2 separate regions of the Homo sapiens genome follow, and region 1 is linked to region 2. The links are chromatin loops, found by intact Hi-C in ENCODE. Cell type or tissue: dorsolateral prefrontal cortex. All regions are shown on one strand. Each heading gives the region's core, and the rest is flanking DNA. Links, peaks and the distances in the headings are about the cores only.

Evidence for each region. Peaks named below come from ENCODE experiments on the same cell type or tissue, not always from the same donor. Only the 100,000 strongest peaks of a DNase experiment are listed, where the experiment ranks them.
Region 1: it touches region 2 in a loop (2.0-fold over the local background); 3 of 110 quality-filtered maps call a loop at or near these places.

What each region holds. Positions count from the first base shown.
Region 1 is chr2:3,394,907-3,403,530 of GRCh38, forward strand. TRAPPC12 (trafficking protein particle complex subunit 12) reads left to right here. Exons shown (of 12, transcript NM_016030.6): 3 at 6,871-6,987. Among named protein-coding and RNA genes, the nearest start is that of TRAPPC12, 20 kb to the left of the region's middle. RefSeq lists enhancers at 4,140-5,065, 5,066-5,991, 5,992-6,915. In dorsolateral prefrontal cortex, for the core only: no CTCF peak of the experiment used is centred there; a DNase peak (open chromatin) is centred at 5,215; H3K4me3 peaks cover 1,446 bases; H3K27ac peaks cover 3,335 bases.
Region 2 is chr2:3,458,384-3,467,007 of GRCh38, forward strand. TRAPPC12 (trafficking protein particle complex subunit 12) reads left to right here. Exons shown (of 12, transcript NM_016030.6): 8 at 1,880-1,953; 9 at 7,214-7,312. Among named protein-coding and RNA genes, the nearest start is that of TRAPPC12-AS1, 21 kb to the right of the region's middle. RefSeq lists enhancers at 1,439-1,952, 2,305-3,172. In dorsolateral prefrontal cortex, for the core only: a CTCF peak has its summit at 4,046 (motif pointing left); DNase peaks (open chromatin) are centred at 2,739 and 2,998; H3K27ac peaks cover 5,539 bases.

The DNA of each region.
Region 1 (8,624 bases), core at 445-8,444, 63 kb before region 2:
GTTGTATATTCTGTCTCTCACACACACACTCACACTCTATCCTGTTATTAGTAATTTAGCAAAATAATGTTGGGAAAGCATATTTGAGTACAGTCTTTTTTGTGGATATATTTTCGTTTCTCTTGGGTAAAAACTTAATAGTATACTTTCTGGGGCTTACGATAAATGTGCATTTAGCTCTATAAGAAATAGAACAGTTTCCAAAGTGGGCACAGTATTTCATGTTTCCGTCAGCAGCGTATGAGAGTTCCAATTATTTTGTATCCATGGTATAGTCAACTTTTTTCGATTTTTGCATTTCTCTGATGACTGAGGTTATATAGACTACTTGATACAAAGGATCTCATGTATTAATCCTTTGATATGTAGACGGTTTGTATATCTTTATAGAGCATCTCTTCAAACGTTTTCTCCATCTTTCAAACTTCGGATGTTTGTCTTATTGTTACTGTGTTTTAAGAATTCTGTAAATATCCTGGTTGGAAATGAGCTATCATACACAATAGATGTGTTGCAATTTTTTTTTTTTTTACTATTCTATGTCTTGTTTTTGCAATTTCTTAGGTGTCTTTTGAAGGGCAGAAATTTTAATTTTGGGGTGCAGGTATACTAGCTACAGATTCTCGCAGCTTTTATTAGTTTCAAAATTATTACTTTTTTTTTTTTTTTTTTTTGAGACAGAATCTTGCTCTGTCGCCCAGGCTGGAGTACAGTTTCACAATCACAGCTCACTGCAACCTCCGCCTCCCAGGTTTAAGTGATTCTCATGCCTCACCCTCCAGAGTAGCTGGGACTACAGGCACGCACCACCACGCCCAGCTAATTTTTTTTTTTTTTTCTTGAGACACAGTCTCACTCTGTCACTCAGGCTGGAGTGCAGTGGCACAATCTCAGCTCACTCCAACCTCCACCTCCCAGGCTCAAGCAATTCCCCTGCCTCAGCCTCCTGAGTAGCTGGGATTATAGGCATGTGCCACGACACCCAGCTAATTTTTGTAATTTTAGTAGACACGTGGTTTTGCCATGTTGGTCAGGCTGGTCTCAATCTCCTGACATCAAGTGATCTGCTCACCTCAGCTTCCCAAAGTGCTGGAATGACAGGAGTGAGCCACCACGCCTGGCTAGTTCTTGTATTTTTAGTAGAGACAGGGCTTCACCACATTGGCCAGGCTGGTCTTGAACTCATGACCTCAAGTGATCTGCCCACCTTGGCCTCCCAAAGTGCTGGGATTACAGGCATGAGCCACCATGCCCAGCCTCATCTTCGTTATTAAAGTTTATTTTTGCCAAATATACAACATATTTACAGTATGTAGAATTCTAGGTTGACAGGTTTTTTTTTTTTTCTTTTTAGACCTTGTAAGATGCCATCCCACTGTCTTTTGACTTGCATAGTTTCTGATGAGAAGTCTGTAGTAATTCTTATCCTCGCTCCTCTGTACCTAATTGTATATTTTTCCTCTGGGTGCTTTTATGATTTATCCCTGGTTTTTCAGCAGTTTGGTTCTGATGTACTTTCACATGGGATTTATGTTTATTTTGCTCGGCATTCATTGGCTGTTTTGGATCTGAGACTTTATCATTTTTGTCAATTTGGGGAAATTTGGGGTCATTATTTCTTCAGGTATTTTCTGTGTTTTTTCTCTCTCCTACTTCTGGAAACTCCAGGTATACCTACTGCTTCATATTGCCACAGAAGCTACTGAGGATCTGTTTTTGTGTTTTTATTTTGCAGTCTTTCTCTCTGTGGTTAAGTTTAGAATTTCTACTGCTGTCCTTAAGTTCACTTATCTTTTCTTCAGACTTTTTAGTTTGCAGCTAATCCTATTCAGTGACTTTTCCATGTTTTTTACCTCTGGAATTTTTATTTGGTTCTTTTTCGTATCATTTTTCTTTTATCATTTTCAAGCTTTACTTTAAACTCTTGAGAACATTTATAAGAGGCACCTTAAAGTTGTCTTCTGAGCTGGGTGTGGTGGCATGTGCCCATAGTCACAGCTACTCAGGAGGCTGAGGCAGGAGAATCACTGGAGCCCAGGAGTGTGAGGCCAGTCTGGGCAACATAGGCCTCTTTAAAGAAAAAAAAAGGAAAGAAAGAAAAGAAAAGAAAAGTTCTTATCTGAAAGTTCCATTATCTATGTAATATCTGCATCTATTTTTATGTACTTTTTCTCTTAGTTACGGGACACATGTTTTACATGTCTAGTAATTTTTTATTAGAAGGTGGACATTGTGGATTTCAGGTTGTGTGTCTAGCTTTTTCATCTTCCTTTGAAAAGACTTGCCCTTTATTCTGACAAGCAAGTAACTTATTTACAGATTTAGTTTCATGTTTGTTTTTAGACTTTTTAGAATGACTTTAGAGCAGTAGCTTCTACTTTTGGGTGACCTTTCTGAAGTCTGTACTGAATTCCCCTTCTGTTCAGTGAGAGCACTAAACATGGCAGACCCACAGTCAGCACCCTTCAGCCCTGTGTGAGCTCTGGGCTTGCCAGCTCACAGGACTCTGTCCATGGCAGACCCACACTCAACACCCCACAGCCCTGTGTGAGCTCTGGGCTTGTCAGCTCACAGCACCTCATCCTTTCCTGCCTTCAGAGCTGCACTCTCTGCACATACAGCTGAGTGTCAGCAGTAAACTCAAGGGCTCCCACACAAACCCTTTCTCTGCTTAGCTCCCTCCTTTCTAGATCTCTGGATATAAGAATTATCCAGTTTGTAAGTATGTTCCAAAACCATTTTCTAGTAAATTATGTTATAAATTGTAGCTGGGTTTTTAGAATAAACCACAAAGGATTATGTAGGTGGAACTTATTATATAGAGATAATGTATATTCTTTCTGACACATACACTCTCACACTTTCTCTGTCTCCCATTGTTGTTAATAATTTAGCAAAATAAGAATGTTGGGAAAGCATATTTGAGTACAGTCTCAAGCTCATCAGCCCACCCGCCTTAACCTCCTTGATGTCCCAAACCCTGCTTGGGATTCTCCTCCTGCAATGTGGTCCAAAAAGTGCCATTGGGTTCAAGAGTTCAACTCATGTTTTCCTTCTGTTGGGTCACAGTCCTTTGCTGTGTCTGAAGACAGTTGTTAGATTTCTTCTGAGCAATGTTGCAGTTGTTCACATCAAGACAGTCCAGTCCCAGTTACCCTGAAATGGACAGAAGCAAATTACTGCTGCTTTTTATTCATTCATCAGTTGGTGGACATTTGGGCTGTTTCTACCTTTTGGCTGTTGTGAGTAATGCTACTGTGAACATTCACACACAGGCGTTTGTGTCTATGTGTTCTCAGTGATCTGGGATGTATAGCTAGGTGTGGACTTGCTGGATTCTGTGGTAACTCTGTTCAACATTTTGAGGCCCCGCCAGACAGTTTTCTAAAATGGCTATTCCATGTTGACTCCCCACCAATGATGTGGTGTGTGAGGGTTCCAGTTGCTCCACATCCTTGAGTTTGGGTTTGGGTTTTAATTGTTGTGGTTTTTTTGTTCAGGTGGTCTCATTTTTCCCTGGAGTAAGCAAACACTGGATCAGAGGATAGACCCTGCCAGGATAAACAGGCACCTTTCTGCATTGGCGATGTGGCAGAAAGCTCAGCGTGTTCTGTGCCAGGTGCAGGGGCTGCTGCCTTTCAGCAGCGCTACCCCGTGAGCATTTGTGTCTTTGGGCTTCCCAGACAGTAAGGCCCATACGCTTTCAGTCCACTGCTCTGGCTTCTGTTTTGTCTTTCACCATCAAAATCAAGAAGGGACTACTGAGACTATTCCCCCATTGCAGGAAAGGCAGCCAGGCCCTAACCGCCTGTCAGCCGTGAGAACAGCCACTTGCTCCTCCATAAATGCACCTGACCAGGAGAATGGGGTGGCGACATCACGATGAGTCCCAGATTGTGATATATTCATGTGTTTCCTTCGTGTTCCCTGAACCTTGCCCTGGATAAAGTAGACCCTCACTGAATGGCTTGCTGGTCTGAAGGAATCATTGGTTCTAGCTGGATTCCATCCCAGGTGTAGTAGCACAGCTCTCTAGAAAGCCCTGGGGGAAGTTCCCTCCCCCTCCCACCTCCCCTGCACAGTAACGGCTAGAGGAGATGCAGTACAAGCGTCTCCACCTCCCTGCGCTGTCACCACCTTCAGTTAGCCACACAGCAAGGGCGAGGTTTGTCCTAAGACGCTTGTCACATCCTTGGCCCTCTGTTGGTGGGATATTTGATAGTCATGCATATGCTAGTATCTCAGGAACTTGCTGTGGTAGCTAAAATATTAACTAACAGAGAATTTTAAGGACAAGAGATTTTCACAGCATGGTCTCATTGATAATGTTGTGGGGATGGAGGAGTTGAATTGGCCCTCCGTCCCTGGCATTACAATTTGATTTTGCTCTTTACCCAGCTCGCTGCCCCCCTGGCTGAGATGCTCTTTGTCTGAGACGAGTTGCATTTTTGCAGAGCTTTATGGGGCCCTGTGTCTGAACTCTTTTATTTTGCCTTTTAATTATTGCTGCTAGATCAGTTAGCTGATTTTGTGGATCTGGTATTTGAAGTACTTCACCTTATGCTCTGAAAGCAGAAATTATACAACTGCTGCCCCTAGGTCTTTTCCTCAATGTGAGAAAACGTGAGGCTGGCCTCTGCGAGCACCAGGTTTAGCACCCAGGGAAGAGACAGACCTATGACCTGGAGCCACCCAGCCCCTTCTGCCGCAGGCTGTTGATCTCTCCTGGTAGAAGGGAGGCAGCAGAGCAGAGAAGCAATGTCAGCAGCTTTTCTGATTCTCTTGCTCTCATGGTCTAGATTCTGTTCTTCTTTTAAGTGTCACTATTTTGAAAGATAGCAAAAGATTGAAATAACCTTGCTTCTTAGGAGAAACAACTTCTATGCTTTTCTTTCCCCCGCTCCCCCCGCCACCGCCCCGCCGCCAAAAAAAAAAGGGTAGGAGAACAATAGGAAGAGATCTGAGCCAGCGGTGAAGTCCAGGCAGGGGGCACGCAGGCTTCTCTGCACCCTCAGTCACTGCGTGCTCCCAGTGGCCCGCCTGCAGCATGAGCATCAGCTTCTCTGTGGCTGGGAGGCAGCTTTGTGCTGAGATGGAGAGATCTTGGCTTTCTCCACCCCCCATCTTGGGGTTGTCCTAGTTTGAGTCTTTCTTCTGCTCACCCGAGAGACTGCAGGGACTTTGTGCTGTGTCCCTGTCAGCAGCTGCTGCGGGCCAGACGCCCAGAGCACGTGTCAGGGAAGATCCAGCCAGCTCCGGCTGCTTGCTGTCTCCAGGCATTTCAGGGACCTCAGAGCCACTGCTTCCTCCTCCCAGGATGCTCACTGTCTCTGGCATTTCAGGGACCTCAGAGCCACTGCTTCCTCCTCCCAGGATGCTCACTGTCTCTGGCGTTTCAGGGACCTCAGAGCCACTGCTTCCTCCTCCCAGGATACTCACTGTCTCTGGCGTTTCAGGGACCTCAGAGCCACTGCTTCCTCCTCCCAGGATACTCACTGTCTCTGGCGTTTCAGGGACCTCAGCGCTGCTTCCCTTTCCCCCTGGGCTGCTCTATCCCCCCAGCTGCCCCTGCCTCAGGTGTTTCAGGGACCTCAGTGCTGCTGCCCCTTCCCAGGTGCCTTTCCTCAGTCAGCAGCACCCCCAGAAAGGAGAGAGATGGTCCAGGGCTGTGTCCTGGTCCCAGCTGTGTGTGAGAGGCGTCTCCTGCCGCCCGTGGAGAGCATCGTGTCCTGTGAGCAGCCTTTACTTACCCTGGACTCTCCCTCGGCCTGCGGTGCAGCCACCGAAACAGCACTGAGGCCTGTGGACTGTGACAGTTTTCTCTGCACTGTTGGGATGACTAGTTTGTCCCCATACAACAGACTTGGTAACTTCAGGCCCTTCCCTGGGGCCCCTGAACTGTGCCGACTCCCGAGGGTCATGAAGGCTGGCTCGCCCAGCATCTGGGCTTGACACTAGCTGTGAGATTGCTCCCTGCTCAGGGCAGGTCATTGGCACATCTCTTCTGTCCCCAGGCCACACAAAAGCACCTGTTCTCCCTCCCCTTGCCCTTCTGTGTCTTCCCTTTAAAGCAAGTGGCATGCTTCAGATTCCACGTCCAGTGTTCTTCAGCACCGTCTAAAGATCGTTCTAATCAGAGGAGTCAGGTCAGGAGTAGAAACGGTCCCGTGCAGAGGCAACTGGATTCTTCCCTGGCTTGCAGCATGAAGTGCGCCCAGCAGCTCCTGGAGCAAGGCCTGGCTCAGCGAGGCTACCGAGGACCTGCTGTGAAAGGGGGTCTCAGTTTTCCTTTGGCTTGGCTGGTGACCTCAGCACTGAAGAGAGGGCCATTGGTAATTTAACTTCTTTAGCCCTAGCCCTCCAGGCTTTCCTGGAGGTCCAGGCAAGCATGGAGGCATTGATGAGATTTGGGAAGACTATTCAGGCCTGCCTGCACCAGCGCGAGGCTGGCCACTGTGGGTGCAGCCCCTGGTCCCCAGCAGTGTCACCTTCATGCTCCTGGGCCTCCCTAGGCCCCTCACCTGAGGCCTCTCTGCTGGCTTGGCTTTGCCTCTCACTACAAGCCTGGTAGTAGGCGGTAGGACTTACCGTTTCCTCTTCAGAATAAAGAACATGCTTTCTGATCAGTGGTGAATAAAGATATAATTTTTAAAATAAAAAGAATAAAGAGCAATTCTAAAATTATGCATTTTATTAACGATTGTGCTAATTTAGCTTCTGGTTAATTGAAGTTTTACGATACTATAACCGTTACTTTTACCTCCACAAGCCAGTGGAGAAAAAAGAAATTGTGTTTAGTTATGGGTTCTGGTTAGCTGAGTTTAGTTGACATTTTATTGTCTTGACATATTTTTCTTCTATTCTTCCCAGGGAGATGCAGTTAAAGACTTGATGCTTCGCTTTCTGGGTGAAAAAGCTGCAGCAAAGAGACAAGTCCTAAATGCCGACTCAGTGGAACAATCTTTTGTTGGATTGAAACAGCTAATCGTAAGTGACAATGTGTTTGATTTCAGTGTTGTTTTGTGATAAGTCCTGCCTGCCTTCATAATATTTTCTCTAGAAGTCAATTATTTTGAATATTATTCAAAGCTCTTGCACATAAGTAGAATTTTGTTGGAGTAGATGCCAGTCCTGTGCACCAAAAAGCATCATATTAATACATGGATACTTTTAAGCCTAATTAGTTAAAAAGCCATTATTGGAAATGATCAAATTACTCAAAGCAGTGCATACTTTGATTGAGTTTGCTTCATCATATATAATAGAGATAAATGATTTGTGTTCATTTTTTAAATATATTGCATTTTCTGCATTTTGTGTAGAAAGTTTATTATTGAATGGGTGAATTTCTGAACATTTTTAAGCTTTGTCATGAATTCTATAAGTAGGTTTTTAAAATTCATGGCTGGGCGCAGTGGCTCACACCTGTAATCCCAGCACTTTGGGAGGCCAAGGCGGGCAGATCACAAGGTCAGGAGTTCAAGACCAGCCTGGCCAACATGGTGAACCCCATCTCTACTAAAAATACAAAAATTAGCTGGGCATGGTGGTGCGTTCCTGTAATCCCAGATACTCAGGAGGCTGAGGCAGGAGAATCGCTTGAACTGGGACCCGGGAGGTGGAGGTTGCAGTGAGCCGAGATCACACCACTGCCACTCCAGCCTCGGCTACAGAGCGAGACTCCGTCTCAAAAAAATAAAAATAAAAAAACATTAGTACTGGATCACCATTGCTGTACAGGTTGATTTGTTTCCAATGAATTTATAATCTTAAAGACAGCTGTAATTGCGTTGGGTAGCTTTTCTAGATTAAGGAGAAGATATTGGAAGTTTGTCGCGTATGTTTCCTTCAGGAATCCTATGGTAGCCATGGGGTAAGTACTCTGAAATGAGAGCCCCATCTCACACCGAATCTCAGCTCCCCAGTGTTGTCTCCTTAGGGGGCTGTGGAATTGCTCTGCTAGCTCATCCACACGGTTGCCTAGAGTGGACTTAGCAAAGCCATGCTCCCATGCCTGCATGCAGTCAAGTTAGTGGGCACACTTTCTTGAAGGGGTTTGGAGAGTGAGGTCCTTGATTTTGGGAATAAGTCCCACCGGCTGTCTGAAACTCATGTTGAAATGCGCCCTTATCCTGACTGTATTTCAGCGGCACATGGTCCAGACACTCTCCATTTGGGTGAACAATCTGGAGGACATGTATTCACCTTTCAACTTTCAAAAAAGAGAATGGAATTTCCTAATTTACTTATTTTTCTAATAGTTCCCCATCTTGTTTTTCTCAATTGTTACTAATTCTTCTGCACCGGGCTTCAGATTTCACCAATTTTTTTTTTTTTTTTTTTGAGATGGAGTTTCACTCTTGTTGCCCAGGCTGGAGTGCAATGGCGTGATCTCAGCTCACTGCAACCTCCACCTCCCGGGTTCAAGTGATTCTCCTGCCTCAGCTTCCCGAGTAGCTGGGATTACAGGCGTGCACCACCACACCCGGCTAATTTTTTGTATTTTTAGTAGAGACAGGGTTTCACCATGGCCAGGCTGGTCTTGAACTCCTGACCTCAGGTGATCCGCCTGCCTCACCCTCCCAGAGTGCTGGGATTATAGGCGTGAGCCACCGCACCCGACC
Region 2 (8,624 bases), core at 164-8,163:
TCATCTCCTCCTTCCCACAGCTTCTGTCCTACTCGATGTGCAGCCCAAGTCAAGATCGGGTGGTCTCCGTTTCCGCAGGTGTGCTGGGGTTTCTGGGGAACTGCTGGCTGGTGTGAGCTGAACGTGTGTGAGGTGTGTATGTGTGTGGTGTGTGGATGTTGGGTGTGCATGCTGTGGCATGTGGTGTGGGTGTGGTGTGTGCATGTGTGTGCACTTGTGCACTCTCTTTTCAGTAATTTAATTGCAGGTAGAGTAACAAGGTCTGAAGGAGAGACGGCACTGTCTGCTCATGGATGTCCCATTCAGCATTCTTGGCAACCAGTCATTTTACCCCTGGTTGGGCTCCTGCTTTGGTGGGAATGAGCATGTAGTTATCAGAGAGCAGAAGGCTGTTCCTGGAAATCTAACAGAAGGTCACACCCATGAGCATTTATAAGGAGGGTAGGGGAGGATTTAGAGCAGGAAAGGAATCTGCAAAGATCATCAGAATAAATATGCAATTCATTGAGACAATCCATATTTTACATCCATTAAGAGAAGATATTCAGAATTTCTTTTCACAAAAATAATGGTATAAGGGGAACATAAGCAGCTAATGTGTTTTTCATTGCTGAAAGGCAAAGTGAGTTAAGTTTTTAATTCTAGCAATTAAGTTTCTGTGTGTTCTCCTGAAGCACACCGTAAATGCACATCATTTCTAGGTGATTGTTATCTCACAGTGGACGCTTGGTGCCAGCGGTGGGTCAGCTTCAGCCTCCTAAATCACAGCCTCAGAGGCAGCCAGGGACACACGGCTCCCAGTGCCCAGCGATGAGGGAGGCCAGGAGCACTCCCAGGGCCTGGTGCTGCCCAGGGTGGCATCTTGGCACTTTGCAGTTGGAAGTGTGGACTTTTCTTCGAGGAAGTAGACACAGCACAGGCGCAAGGAGCGCTGGACAAGGGGTCAGATGGAAGCGTCCCTGGCCTCTGTGGACCTCAGCCTGCCTGTCAATAATATGTTCATTTCAGATTAGCTCAGTCCTCAACCTGCGCCTTCCTCCTGGTCATCCCAATGATAAACAGGCACCATTGGTCAGCCCACCCTCCCCCCAGGGCAGCTCCCAGGGGACCTTTGCAGACCCCAAGAAGGCCACAAAGCCAGTTTGGAAACTACTAGAAGAGATGGGCCCTGAAGGTTTGAAATCAGTGGAGGGATGGCTGCTAACTAAATAATGTGCAGGGGAGAGCAGGGAGGGACGGGCCAGGCTCAGGGTCGCGGTCAGCCACCGTGTGGCAGCAGGTGCTAGGGAAGGAAGCCAGCTGCAGGGGAGTGCCGAGTCCCCAGCGGAATGTGCCAGCCACTTGAGTTCTGGAACACGGTGTAGCACTCCTTGGGGGAACCGGCGTCTGCACCAGCCCATGGTCGGGAGGCAGGGGAGGCCTCATGGCTGGGCATGGGTGGGGCCCTCCGGGTGGCCTCCCATAGGTCAACTGCGAGAGGCTGGCGGCCACCCTGGCCAGTGGCCCTCCCAGCCTTGTCGAGCTGCAGGCAATGTCGTCGTTTCTGTCAGCTTTGCTCCTTTTCTCAGGGTTCTGGCTTTGGAAACGGGGCCCCCGGTCGGACCATTTGGCCTTGTGTCTGGGCTGATGCTGAGCAGCCACCCTCCTGGTTCTCTGATGCCGAGGGTCTCTTCCCAAAGCCACCTCTGGTCCCAATGCGAGTGCTGTATTTTCTGCCTCAGTGCAGCCTGCAGCATATTCAGCATTCCAGGCCGAAATCCAGTGGTGTTAACAAGAGGGATCTTTTAAAGTTAAATTAGAATTCACAGGACCCAGTAATTGAGGGCTAGAAAGAGCCTCGAATTTATTTGTGCACTTACAGGCTGCTCTTACCTTGTAGCCTCTATCCGGCTGTGGAGGTCACGTCTGGGCCGGGTGATGTACTCCATGGCAAACTGTCTGCTCCTGATGAAGGTACGTGGGTGGCCAAGCAGGGCTGCCATGTGATCTGGAAGAGCGGGGTCAGTGGGAGCCGCGAGGGAGCCGCTGGTATAATAGATGCTGGCAGGGACCGGCCGTGCAGAGAAGCCAGCTAAGTACTGGCTTAACAGGGAGCCCAGTGACACATTATGGGGCTATATGTACTTTATTTCTACTGCAAGAAATTTCAACAGAATGTAGAATTTAGATGATCAGATTTCATTATTGAAATGTGGGTCTAAATGATTTAATTAAAAGTATTGTTCATTTTCCCCCATTTTTCTCTGAACTCCATCCCCAGAAGGTGTCCTTTGTTCTCCCTATCTTCGTGGAGGGTGTTTTTTTCACCTCATGGTTTTGATTTTATGATTGATGCTTACAACACCTGAAGACAGGCTTCCCCACAAGACCTTCTTAGGACGTCACCCCAGAGCTCTCAGCCCGCAGGGAAACAGCTTAGAAATCAAGGAGCTGAACTGAGGCTGTCATCTGTTTTTCCGTGTCTCCTGGCTCTCGCCAGCCTGTGCAACGGTGTTTTTTGGCTCCTCTCTTTGTTTGGAACGCACCCCACACCTGGCTCACCTCCCACACTGGGCATCAGGGTGCCCTGTGTGGAGCTAGTGTCCCTGCAGCCAGCTGTGCGTACTGAGAGCTACTGCAGGAATCAGCTAGCAGCAGGCGCTCCGGAGCAGTGCTCGTAACACCTCCTGGGCTGTTCGAAGACAGCGACCTTAACTCCCACACCCATGCGGCTTTCATGGGGCCAAGGTCATTCCTGAGCTTGATTTTCAGCAAGGCAGAGCAGGCAATTTACCAGCGGAGAACTGTGCTCACGGGCTCTGTCATGAACCCTGAAGTGGCAGCCCTGCTTTATGCACGGACCCTGCAGCATCCCCAGAGGTGACTGTGACCCCGGGCACTGCTCCGAGCAGGCTGGGTGCGGGTATAGATTCACAGCCATCAGTGGCTCAGGCATTCCATCAGGAAGACGTGCAGCCCGCACCCCGGCTTTAGCGCAGCCCCAGTGCCCAGTGCGGGGCCGCTGCCTTTGCGCTTCTGCGTCTACGTCAGGCTGGACGCACAAGGAGACTCGGCGTCCTGTTCATCCTCGGTAGCAAGCGACCGTGACGCAGCCTCGCACTACTGCAAGCCTCAGCCTCCTCCTTAAAATAAGGGCATAGATCTGAGATCTCTGAAATCCCTCCCAGCTCTGACATTCACACAGCTCTCTCCTCTCCTTCAACACACTGGATAAAGGAAATTACGGTTTTCAAGTTCTGTGGTTTTGCTCAGAGCAGGTTTTTCTTCCGCTGCCACTCCTGAGATAGTCCCACTGAGGTCAGGTGGCCCGCACAGGTGCTTTGTTCTGGTCCTCACCCTCCTCCCACCCGCCCCCTTCCCTTCTCCAGCCCCCTCTGGCTTCTGCAGCAGGGCTTGCCCACCTCTGAGTGGGAGTGAAAAGTAGGCCCTCCTGCTCCCCTGCCCTGGTGGCCTCTTCACCACCCAAGGCTTGGCCAGCAACCAGGTGACCCCGAAGCACCCGGCCTGACCCCTCTGCCTCCCAAAACAGGCCATTCTCCCTGTGCTGCCTGTGGCCAGCCCTGACACCCCCACCTGGCGGTCTGGGCGGTCCGCAGTAGGCCTCCACCTGCTGAGGGCATTGTCAGCGTCACCTGAAAGTCACCAGCTTGCCGGAACATTCTTATGCAAAGACATGAAGAATCAATTATAAATTCACAGGACTGACGTTTCACTAATCATGGGGCTAAAACTCCCCAGGGAGGAAAGTTCCCTGTTCCACTGGCGGGCTTTCATTTGCATTTTAAGACACATTAATAGAAAACGACGGAATGGGCTTTTCTTTGTGGCACTGTGGTAGTAACACCACCACCAGGCTCCGAATGTGAGTCTTCTTCCTGTATTGCTGGGACTCAGTACAGAACATATTATTGCATTTCAAAAATACTTTTACAATGGACATGATTTAATTTGAAAGTTCAGCTTAAGCTTTCATTTTCATGAGTTAAAAAAAGGAGGCAAAAATGTTGCAATTAAAGCCAAGCCAAGCATATGCACTCTCTTGCCATCTAGTGAGCATACAGGGTATTGCAACAGTGTGTGATCTTAATAATATGGGGTATCCTGTTAATTAAATTATGTATATGGGCTAACAATGAGTTATTTAATCAGCCATTTAATTATCTTGAATAACATTTTTATTACAGTGAAATAAATACCAATTTAACTTCTTAGCAATGAAATGTATTCATACGTTTTAGCCCTGGATAAATCTGCATGATATGCTATAATGCACAGTGGCATGTATTATAAAGCATTGAAAATGTCACTATCTTCACTTTTTAAATACTTCTTCCTCTCCTTAGGCCTCACTGTAGCCTTAGGGCACCTGCACTGGCAGACCATATGGATGCAGGTGCCTGCCACCTTAGGTGGCTTGGGCCCCCCCTCCCCCGGGTGCCCCTGGGAGGCCACTTCCCTCCTGGTGTCCCCACAGCTCGCCAGTATGCACATCAGAACCCGCCGTGGCTCCGCACATGATGGAAAGGAGCACGCAGCTGCATCAGCTACCTTCCGTCTTGCTGAAATTAGACTGCAGAAGTCCTTGCTGGTTGCAGAATGGTTGTAAATCTAGTTTCACGGCCTGTAAACACGTGTGGCTGCTGAAAAGAAATGGTGAAGATTGAGCTAAAATAGACTTGTCCCTGGAAGTAAGTCATTCATGTCCTTTACAAAAGCCAAATCCACAGGATCTGGAGAGTAGGTTAAGCTCTCTTGAGGAGCTTCTTTTGGCCATTTTACCTGTGAAGGGCTGTTTCCTCTTCAGTAAATAAAGTCATTAAGTAACCGTCAACCTAAGGAAACTTTGTAACACAATCCCAAATCCTCATCTGCTGTATTGACGATGGGCCCCCTGAAGTGCCCCAGAATTCTTCCCCCAACTGCAGCCCGGACACACAGACACGTGTCATGTTCACACCTGAGGGACTGGCGAGCGCTACTGTTGCTGAGCTGGTGGGAGTGGCTGCCGGCGGGTGCAGGGGCCCCCGAGATCCCTTCTCTGCCGCGCCTGCCCCCGGCCTGGAATCCAGCTTCCTCTCACACGGCTCCCAGGCCTGTGCACGTGCTCTTTGGGAAGAGCCATGCCTAAAGTAACTTCCCATCAAAGAGCATGGCTTGGTTTCGTAAAAACCTGTCTTTTGTCATACTAGATTATCTTCAGAAACACTGACCCCTGGCCCTGAGCACTGAAAGAGCGGTTAGGGTGATGCGGCTGGCCACGGCATCGCCCACTAGCAGTGAGTGCTGCGCCCCCACCACGCCCCCACCCTGCGCTCTCTGTGGTGGCCGCCTCAGCCTGGAGCATCAGTGGCGTGAGTGGGGCACTGGAATGACCCAGTGACACTGCCGGGCTGATAACAAGAAAGTCAAAGCCTGCCTTTTGTTTACTTGAAACCAAAGGTGGGACATGTGTGGGATTAGAACAGACATTGCCCAGCATGATGGGTGCTCGGAAGCCTACTTCCTTCCCCAGAGAAGCCTAGGGGGGCAGCTGCTACTTTTCCCCGAGCTGGTGCAAGCTGGTGAGTGCAGCCTCTGTTGGAAAGCAGGGCTGCTCCCCTAAACTTCTCAGATCAGGGCCAGCCCAGGGTGTGCAGGCCCCACAGCTGCATCTGGGGTGCCATGTCCGTCCCAGCTGCAACCTCAGCCGCCCCGAGTGCCCCCATGCCAGGTCACAAAGCCCTCCCCTGTGTGAGGGAGCTCACACACACACGTCCACACACACACATGCTCACACACACGCTCACACTCATACACAATGCTCACACACGCTTACACACACATGCTCGCACTCGCACAGCTAGACAGCAGAGACAGGCAGCAGGAAGGCGTGGGAAAGGAGACCGAGGCATGTGCTGTCTGGCTCGTCATGGGCGTCAGGCCTTGAATAAAATTAGTTTTAATGAGCTGTACTCGAAGGTACTAGACTGGAGAGAGTCGTTTTGGGTTTTTTTTGTTTTTTCCTTCCTACCAAACTGGAATTGTACTTGTCTGTCTTTCTTTGTAACATCCCAATTAGCAAGCCAGTAACTCCAGTCCCAGTTTGGAGGAAATGGAACATGTAGAAGAATAAAGAAATAAAAGTACCTCTGGGATTATACGATGAGTAAGTAAGAAGAAAAACACCATTGGTGGCCATAGTTACTGCTGACCGCGTGCTTATAGCTAAGTGCGAGAATGCAGGGGAGCATTTAGTGCAGGGCCTGCCGCACACAGCTCGCTCAATAAATGCGGCGATCACTGTCATCCTGGAGAGAGCCCGGGTTTGCTGGGGACTTGAGACAAGCTACCACTGTGTCCCACGTGACTTTGGCAAGACCTTCCTGCACGGAGACCGCGTTGCTCACACCTGGAAAGGGTGACTGGGTCCGCTCAGCGTCCAGCAAGTGGCTGTGATGGGCCGGCATGAGTGGGCAGATGGACAGTGAGACTGTGCTGCCAGGCCTTGCCCTTGAGGAGGGGCCACGGGCCAGACCACCACAGGCAGGGCAGAGCGATGAGGAATCCAGCAAAGGCCTTTGGCAGAAACCAGATGCCCTGAGCACGGCAGCTGGCACAGCGCTCCTACATGTTCCCCCGTAGCTGTCTCTAAAACGGGAAGGTCTCATGCGTGCCGCACGGAGCACACGACATTCACGCACTCTGCAAGGCCGACCTCCATCACATACTCAGCCTCAGCAAACTTGTTTTGTGGTTTTTCTTTACATGTAAAGGTTTGACCTTAATTTCTAGCATAGAAAACGTTTAAGAGACACTTTAAAAATTTGGCCTATGTATTTGGAGGATGGAGATGAGACAGCGTTCGCCAACTCACATGATAACTTTGTCAGGAAAGAGAGTTAGGTGCAGTCCAAGTGAAATATGAATCGCTGTTTAGAAGATGGAAGCAGGAAACAGACCCTCAGGCCCAACTAAACCGCGACAGCCCCCGGTGACAGGCAGGACCCCGCCGTTGCGATGCGCACAGCTCAGAATCCCGGCCCGACTGCAGTCGGGAGAGCAGCCGCCCCCTGGCAGCCGAGCACCGCGTGCTGGTTTCCAGCTTCCCCGCCAGCTCCTGCGTCAGCGTGTCCTCTCTCTACACCGCGTCTGTATACACTTGTGCTCTTCTACACGTGTGAAACCCACAGTGCTGTTCTCAGCTCTAAAGTACGTTGGGTTTTTCTTCCCACAGGATTATGTGCTGGCCGTGGAGGCGTATCATTCGGTTATCAAGTATTACCCAGAGCAAGAGCCCCAGCTGCTCAGCGGCATCGGCCGGATTTCCCTGCAGGTACCTGTGCACGGTCAGACATGAGCCAGAAAGGCCTTATGATAGTTCTTTGCTCAGATGGGCGACTGTTTGCTTTTAATCATTTTAATATAAGAAAGACTGCAGAAAATATTCCAATTCAAATGTATGTGACCATGAAAAGGGTGGGTTCTTTCCAGGAGTTCTGGTTTGACTGTGGGAGGCCCTGCTGGCTTTTGTGCCTGTTGCTAAATGTGAACCCACAGAAAGTGTCATCACAGCCACACTGAAATGAGTTACTCTAGACATTGTCCTGCTGCAGTTACGAAAGCACTGACTAAACCGTGAGGAATCTCAGTTCAGCTTATCCCGTAATAGTCACTCGCTGATATTTTGCCTGAAATAACCCTTGAATCATGTTTGCTGGACAGACAAAGTCCAGACTGAACAGTGGTCTCAGTAATGCACAAAGCTCGGCAGGACCCCCTTTGCTAAGAATGTCCTTGAAGCTGGAATGCATTTTCCTGGAATATTTGGTGACAGGGAGGTCACAGGGAGTGATGAGTCCCGCCCACATCCCTGTCAATCCCACCCTTGCAGGCGGAGCACAGGGCAGCTTCTGCCCCTCTCACCCTCAGTCTTAGGTCACGTCCCAAACCTGGGCCAGGGAAAGGAGGCACGAGCAAGGGATGGCTGAGCGGGGAGAAGCAGCACAGACCTTCCACAGGCACCCACTCACGGTGAGCCAGGCCCTGCGCTGAGCATTTCACCTCACGGTGTGACTGGCTTGTTTTACAGATCAGCAAACTGAGGTCTCCTGGTTAAGTGATATCCAGCTACAGGAGGCCACATAGATAATGGGGAAGCTAGAATTTGAACAGGGCCTCTGTGAACTCAGGGCCTGCACTCTCAGCTAACAGCTGGTCCTCTCCCCCTCCACACAGTTGCTCACACATGCACTGACACACGTAGGCACACGTGCACACACCATCTCCTGCACGCCGCCTGCTTGTGGAAGTCCACATGGGACACCAGATAGTGTTGGAGGACAGCCCTGTCCATGGGCCCCTGTGGTGGGGCACAGCAGATGACTGTCACTGAATAACCCCAGGCAGGCACAGATGCGTGACGCGTGAGCTGCCACCATGGGCATCGGCTCCTGCCTGCACTGGGATGCTTGCAGCAACCCTCGTTACCTGTGTGAGAAAGCTCTGTGTGGCCAGGATCTCCAGGCTGCCTCATGTGTAACATTATCCCCTGGTTATCATAGTAAAATAGTACGCTGGGCCTGCTCAGATTCCTCACTACCCTGGAGACAATCTCGGAAATTTTATTTCAGAGTCATATTTTGCAC